Linked DNA regions of Homo sapiens: region 1 is linked to region 2. A link is a contact called in ENCODE Hi-C or POLR2A ChIA-PET data. All regions are on one chromosome and are shown on one strand. Each heading gives the region's core, a stretch centred on a gene start or an enhancer-like site at or near the end of the contact. The rest is flanking DNA. Distances are from core to core; before and after follow the strand shown. Region 1 overlaps POLR1A (RNA polymerase I subunit A). Region 2 holds the start of RETSAT (retinol saturase).

What was found. A loop is a pair of places that touch in the nucleus more often than their neighbours do. ChIA-PET counts read pairs that join two places held with the same protein, here RNA polymerase II (POLR2A). Pooled maps may share reads with other maps.
Region 1: a loop to region 2 is called in a map with no recorded cell type, with 12 times the contacts of the local background. The contact joins the enhancer-like site here to the promoter of RETSAT in region 2. A Hi-C loop is called at or near these places in 1 of 37 single-sample maps with no recorded cell type and 7 of 50 pooled maps. POLR2A ChIA-PET finds 5 or more read pairs at or near these places in 1 of 52 experiments (naive thymus-derived CD4-positive, alpha-beta T cell).

What each region holds. Positions count from the first base shown.
Region 1 is chr2:86,036,319-86,039,425 of GRCh38, reverse strand. POLR1A (RNA polymerase I subunit A) reads left to right here. Exons shown (of 34, transcript NM_015425.6): 26 at 1-99; 27 at 569-726. Among named protein-coding and RNA genes, the nearest start is that of POLR1A, 68 kb to the left of the region's middle. RefSeq lists an enhancer at 1-99 and a silencer at 2,728-2,777. Within about 2 kb of position 1,450, at least 36 of the 41 ENCODE cell types and tissues checked have a DNase peak (open chromatin) inside an H3K27ac peak, as active enhancers do.
Region 2 is chr2:85,353,278-85,356,666 of GRCh38, reverse strand. RETSAT (retinol saturase) reads left to right here and starts at 2,139. Exons shown (of 11, transcript NM_017750.4): 1 at 2,139-2,331. The coding sequence starts at 2,160. ELMOD3 (ELMO domain containing 3) reads right to left here and starts at 1,898. Exons shown (of 14, transcript NM_001135022.2): 1 at 1,838-1,898; 2 at 1,497-1,591; 3 at 1,069-1,112. RefSeq lists enhancers at 1,442-1,501, 1,136-1,635, 1,672-2,071, 1,636-2,137.

The DNA of each region.
Region 1 (3,107 bases), core at 201-2,700, 680 kb before region 2:
AAGACACCCATGATGAGCGTGCCCGTGCTCAACACCAAGAAAGCCCTGAAGAGAGTGAAAAGCCTGAAGAAGCAACTCACCAGGGTGTGCTTGGGGGAGGTAACGTCTCTCCTTCCCAGGTTGCAGACGGGGTGAAGGCATGTTCCTATATCCTCCCCATGTGTGAAGAACAGGCTTTGCTTACTGCTCTGACCCTAGGCTCAGATTCCCACCAATGAGAGATAAGCTGTCTCTGCCAGGTGCTGAGCAGAGATGGATCAGGAAGCTTTTAAGAGAGTCATTAGTTCCACAGCATCCTCCTGTGCCTGAAAAATAAACCATTTCCTGAGTTTGCCTACCCGCTCTGCTGAGGCCACTCCTAGGAGGTTCAGGCCACTCTCTGGAGGTGACTGCAGGCTGTGGGCCCCCCAGCAGATCCACACCAGTATAGCTCACCAGGGTTTCTTTGGGGTTTGGCCTGTGGTCTCAGCTGCTATCTCTGTAAACCCTTGGGTCTCGTAACCCACTCACATTGCGCAGTCACCTAGGACCTGAACAAGTCAAGTTCTCTCTGTCCGTCTGGTTCCAGGTGTTGCAGAAAATTGACGTCCAGGAGTCCTTCTGTATGGAAGAAAAACAGAACAAATTCCAGGTGTACCAGCTGCGGTTTCAGTTCCTGCCACATGCATATTACCAGCAGGAGAAGTGCCTGAGACCCGAGGACATCCTGCGCTTCATGGAAACAAGGTCAGGGCTCAGGCTGTGATTGTCATTGACCTTGACCCAGAGAATGCGCTTGAACTGGGGCAGGAAGCACCTAGCCACAAGGCTCCTAGAGATTGAGTGCCTTTGCCCAAATGAGCCCTTCAAGGGAAGTGTTTAGGAAGCAGAGGGCCTTGCAGCCTGATCTGGAAACCTGACCACAGTCTGGCTTGTGGGTATGACTTTCTTAGCCACACGTCACTCCCTGAGCCCATTTCTTCTCTTGGGTTGACGTCAGGATTGTTGTCTTCTGGGGCTTGCAGGCATTAAGACATGGAAATGTGGGTGTGGTAAAGAGAAGGGAGCACCATCAAAGCGGTGCTTCTGTGGTGTCGGAGCAGCACATGCTGTTAATGTTTGCTAGGGTGTTACTGCAGGCAGTATAATGTGGTTCCTGATGCATTTAGATTCTGTGAATAATGAACAATGTGCGGGTGGCACGCTGCTGTTAGATCTCCATTCTATAACCAGGATTGCCTCCAGAGAAATTCGAGTTCCTGTCCCGAGTTCCTGTCCAGTAGGGAAAAGGAACTTTTGTCTCAAGTTCAAGTTACTGTTAGATATTTGAAAAGCAGAGGCCACAATGCTGAGTTCCGGGGAGCAGGAGGATGGGCTTTTTGGGGACTGGGGCAAGACTGGAAGAGCCCACGAAGCATTTTTGACTCACCAGCTAACCCTAGACGGTGAAGTGTGAACACAAAAAGGCTGCATAGCCCAGCAGGTGACAGGCCAGTGAAGCAGGCTTGGAGGCCCCCGGCAGACTGAAGAGTGTGGAACCTGTCTCAAGGGGCACCTGTTACTATGCAGGAATGGAGGCCCGGGGGGCCACATCTTTTGATTTAAAAAGAAAGAAAACAAGCTTCCCACCCCCTACGTTTTTTTCTTTCTTGGGTCACTTGTTTACTTGCCTTTGCTTTTATATAATTGAGGTCTCCTGACTTTTAAACATCAGCAACTAATTCATGTGTTTTTAAAAGCCCAGTAAGGCCCAGATGGTTCTCATCTGTTGCAGGATCTGGCCACAGGCCACTGACCACTGCCTCTAATCTAGACCAGTTCTTGGTCTTCTGGGAGCTGCTCAGATAGAGAAGCAATGACAGAGCAGAAGCAGAAAGCTCCCTGCACTCAGCCATCCCACAAACACATACTGAGCCATGCCCATTCGTCGCTGAGTCACGGGGGCAGGCGTGGGCAACACAGTACGACTTTTCTGCCCTCAGCCCTCTGCCCTCTCACCTTATGGGGCCTGGCCTCGAGCCAGCCCTCTGTGCAGGTGGCATTTGGGATGGTGGGTCTTGGGGTGGAGGAGCTTGGATGTGAACTCAGTCCTTTGGACGGGGGTCACTGGCCAGGTGCTTCCTGCCCCAGTTCACGAGCCCTGGGTGAAGTTGTTGTTGGCTGGGCCTCAGGAGCACCTGCGTTGGTGCCAGCCTGGGCTGAGAACATTCCTTCTGTCGAGTGGTCCTCTGTGCTATCTGGGCACTGGGCAGAGTGGCAGGGGAGTGCTGTGTGCACCCGCCTGCCAGCTCCTTAATTAACAGCGAGGAACATAACTACCAAGTGCAGGGGGCGTTTGTGCTGGCCTGGCAGTGGTTTTCTGGGAAATGGGAATTCAGATTTCATGGCCTCTAGAGAATAACTAAGGGTGGACGGAGTTAGATGTTTTGCCCCAGTTCTGTTCACAGGAGGCCCAGGCCAGCCCAGCAGGTAGGTCGGCATGAGGCTGGCGCCAGCCCATGCTGGGGTTCTTTTTACTTATATTACCTCATGGAATTGAAAATAGGAAATCACTTTTTAAGACTTCTTCCTGATGAGGGACAGCCCTGGCTTGTTCCCAGCCGTGAAGTACTTTTTCAACTCCTCCCTGTGTTTTGCTTGTGAACTTGAAAATCTGTGATAAATAAAGCCATGCGCAGTAGCTTTTGGTGGAGGTGGCCTCAAGGACTCAGCAGAATGGGGCTGAGGGGTTAGGCAGAGCTAAAAGATGGGGCAGTGGATGAGCTGGGTGCGGTCTGGACTCCCTTTGTCAGGCCCCAGGCAGCAGAGCAGCTGTGTTCAGGCCTCTGGCCGCCCACAGGAAATGGGAGGAAGTGTGAGTGCACTTTCAAAAGAGCAGCCAACCCCCAAGAAGCTTTTTCTCCTTCCTTTCTCCCATCCCTCCCCCTTCCTTCCTCTCTGCCACCCTCTTTTTCTTTCTCTTTGCCCCCACCCTCCCTTCTCCCAGCTGTGGAGTCATGAGACCCTTGACAGAGCCTGGAGAAAAACAGCACGAGACAGATGGTTCCCTAGGTAGAGATATACAAGCGTAGAAGGCCCCCCAGATCTCTGCACTGGCACCCATCACATGGGCTGTTTGTGTAAATTGT
Region 2 (3,389 bases), core at 890-3,389:
TCGTGATCCGCCTGCCTCGGCCTTCCAAAGTGCTGGGATTACAGGCATGAGCCAACACGCTCGGCCTGTTGACAAAATTTAAGCAGCTGTGAATTTATTCTGAATGAACAACTTGCCTCAGCCAAATGCTTACCTCTTACTACCCAAGCCACAGGATGGCCAAAAGGGGACCACACAGGGGACTGTGAGCTGGATTCTGTGTCCAAAAGGCAGCAGCACCACTAGAAGGGATGGGGTCTGTTTCTGACAATGGAGTTACTGGGACCTGGGCCAGCTTATCAAAGGCGTGAGGCTAAAGGTGTCACCTTGGTGGGTGGTCTTAGCTGAAGTGCTCAGGCTTTGTTTAGGCCTCACACACAGGCTGGGTCAGGGGCTTATAATACTAGACCTGGTTCCAACAATGGTAGAAATTCAAAATGCAACACGATGTTCTAACCTTTCTCAGTTATCAGCAATACTGTGCATGTGGCAGCTGGCTAGCCAGTTTGGGCAATTCTAAGTCTTTCATCTGACATTGCTTCCCTCAGGAAAAGGGCTGGACAAGGCTCATACCTCATCACAGGGGAATTGGACATCCGGAATGTCTGTCACATCAAAAATTGCATCCTAAGTGGGCAGATGGCCCACACACAACTGACAATCATAGTTCACAACTTTGGGTGACTAAGGAAGGAGGGTAGCCTCTCTATGAGGTCAGCCCTCCAGGATGCCATAAAAACTGGCTGCTGGTGTCAGGATGCTTTGATTATTAACACTGAGAGGAAGAATACCTCCTGGCTCTTGGGCTTGACATGTGGCTCACTGTAATCCGGGGGACAGGGCAATGCCCCCTTAGTCCTGGCACCCCAGGAACTAAACTGCTCTCACTGTGGCCTCTGGGGCCTCAACATCTGCCTCCCCTTTCCTTTTCCTCCATCATGGCCTCCATGACAGCCTATGACAAAACACACATTGGCCAGCCTTGGCAAGGTGACAGGCGGGTATGGTAATAGCAATCTCAGGAGGGCTCTTCTGTTGCTGTGTAGAAAATGAACCAAGTAGCATAGAATCGTGACCAGCTTTCCACACCTGGCTGGAGCACTCCTGGGGCCTTCAGTAGGGACAGTTACTATCTGTAGCAGAGAAGAAAAGAGCAACAATTCCATTAAACAAGGAAGTACTCAAAGGCAAATTCCTGATAGTTGGACCTAAGGAAACGGCCTTCCTGTAAAAATGGATCCTTCTCCAATCAAGTATTCATTATGCACCCTCTTTAGGCAAGGAGGGGGTATGATTCTTCAACTGCTTGCTGGAGGTTAGATTCTCTGCATAGGAATTTAAATTAGATGGGCCCTTAGCTGATCCTTTCACCATGCTTGTCCATGGGCGGCTCCCCGTCCCCCAGGTTCCCCACGGATGGGGTGTCATTAGGGACCCGCCATAGAGGACTCCGTCCCAGGCGGGCCCCCAGGACAAAACTATGGGCCACTTTGAGGGGCACAGAGACAGACGCTCACCGGTTGTGATGCGCAGGTAACAGAGAGCTCAATTCATCATGACAACCAGTCAGACAGGGGCTGTGAGCAGCCTTTGGACAGAACTTTCGCATAGCCTGGAGGCGTAAGACGAGGAAAGCAATTTAACACCTCAAGGCAGCGAGTCCAGGGCAGAGCCAGGACCAGAACTCAGGACTCCTGTCTCCCAGTCGGGATTCTCTTTCAGTCTTACAACTCTCGGCCTTGTCTCGCCCCATAGTGATAATTTCCACCGGATCACATTCTCCCTCCCTCCTCAGGCCGGCTGCTAGCTCCGCACAGGCACCAACCACTCCCCTTGGCAAGTGTTAACGCGTTCTCACCGTTAAAAGAGCTTTCCAAACTTGGGGGTCCCGCCGCCTCGGCTAGGCCTCATCTGCTCATGCGCACAGCCGCTTCCGTGCCGGCTCCCCTGGCCCCGAGAACTACATTTCCCAGTAGGCAATGGAAACCCAAAAGAAGTACGGAGAGCCGGGAGGGTCAATCATCACCTGAGAGTTGGCTCTTCGCTGGCTGGCTGGTTAATCAGTGCTCAAAGCTGCCTCCGCCTCCTGACTGGAGAGCGAACTAGCCCGGGCGGAGCCACAGTCCTAGAGGCTGAGCGCAGTCGGAGCTGTCCCATTTACCCGACCCGACGCCGGCGTGATGTGGCTTCCGCTGGTGCTGCTCCTGGCTGTGCTGCTGCTGGCCGTCCTCTGCAAAGTTTACTTGGGACTATTCTCTGGCAGCTCCCCGAATCCTTTCTCCGAAGATGTCAAACGGCCCCCAGCGCCCCTGGTAACTGACAAGGAGGCCAGGAAGAAGGTTCTCAAACAAGGTAGCAGGAGGGACCCTGGGGTCCGGGGCTGCACTCGAGGCTTTCTCACAGATTTGGGTTCTCATTTTGCCAAGGCAGCCGCTACCAGACGTGGGCCTTAGTTTCCCCATATGTAAAGTACTAGGAGGGCTTCCTTGCACGTGGAGGAGCCCCGCTTTAGTGTGCAACACTGTCGATAGCCTTTGCCCTAGTAGGCCCCGGGAATAGTAGTCCCAAGGGTGTGGTCATTGTCCTTGGTTTGCAAGGTGTTGGCACCCGCCCTGCCACTTGTAATCCCCGTGGCTCGTGGAACTGATAATCCCCGTGACTCATTCCTCCACTTGGTTCCAGGACCTTAACTTTTTCACCTACCCTCCCATGCGAGCTCAGGGGTGTGGGGGAGCAGCACAGAAATGCGTAGGAAATTGCGTTTTGCCCGTCCGGTGATTTAACAGGCTTTGCATGGTCCCAAATCGTAAGGATTGAACCCTAGTTCTGAAACATTGGCAGAGGTTCAACAAGGCGCCTCAGGCTCAGAGCCTGCTCTCCACTCTCATCTTTAAAACATATTTTGTGGTTGCTTCTAGAGTTTAAAGAGTTCTGCTGCTTTAAAAAATAATGGATCACCTGTTTGATCTACGGAGTCCCTCTCACTTGTAAATTTTAGAATTCTCCGTGTCATATCTTGCTACACAATCGGAGACAGTACTGTTCTAAGTGGAAGGACTAATCATCTGGACTTCTGAGAACTGAGTTTTAGCTTGGACTCTGTCACTAATTTGCTGCATAACCATTAGCACCTACCTGGGCTGGTCTAAAAATGAGATGACTAGCTTAACTGCTTTTCAAACCGGATTGTGATCTATTAGTGGGCTATGAAATCAATTTAGTGAGTTGCAACTGGCATTATTTATTTATTTATTGAAACAGAGTCTCGCTCTATTGTCCATGCTAGAGTGCAGTGGCGCGATCTCCGCTCACCGCAACTTCCGCCTCCTGGGTTCAAGTGATTATCCTGCCTCAGCCTCCCGAGTAGTGGGCATGCCCAGCTAATTTTTGTATTTTTAGTAGAGACAGGG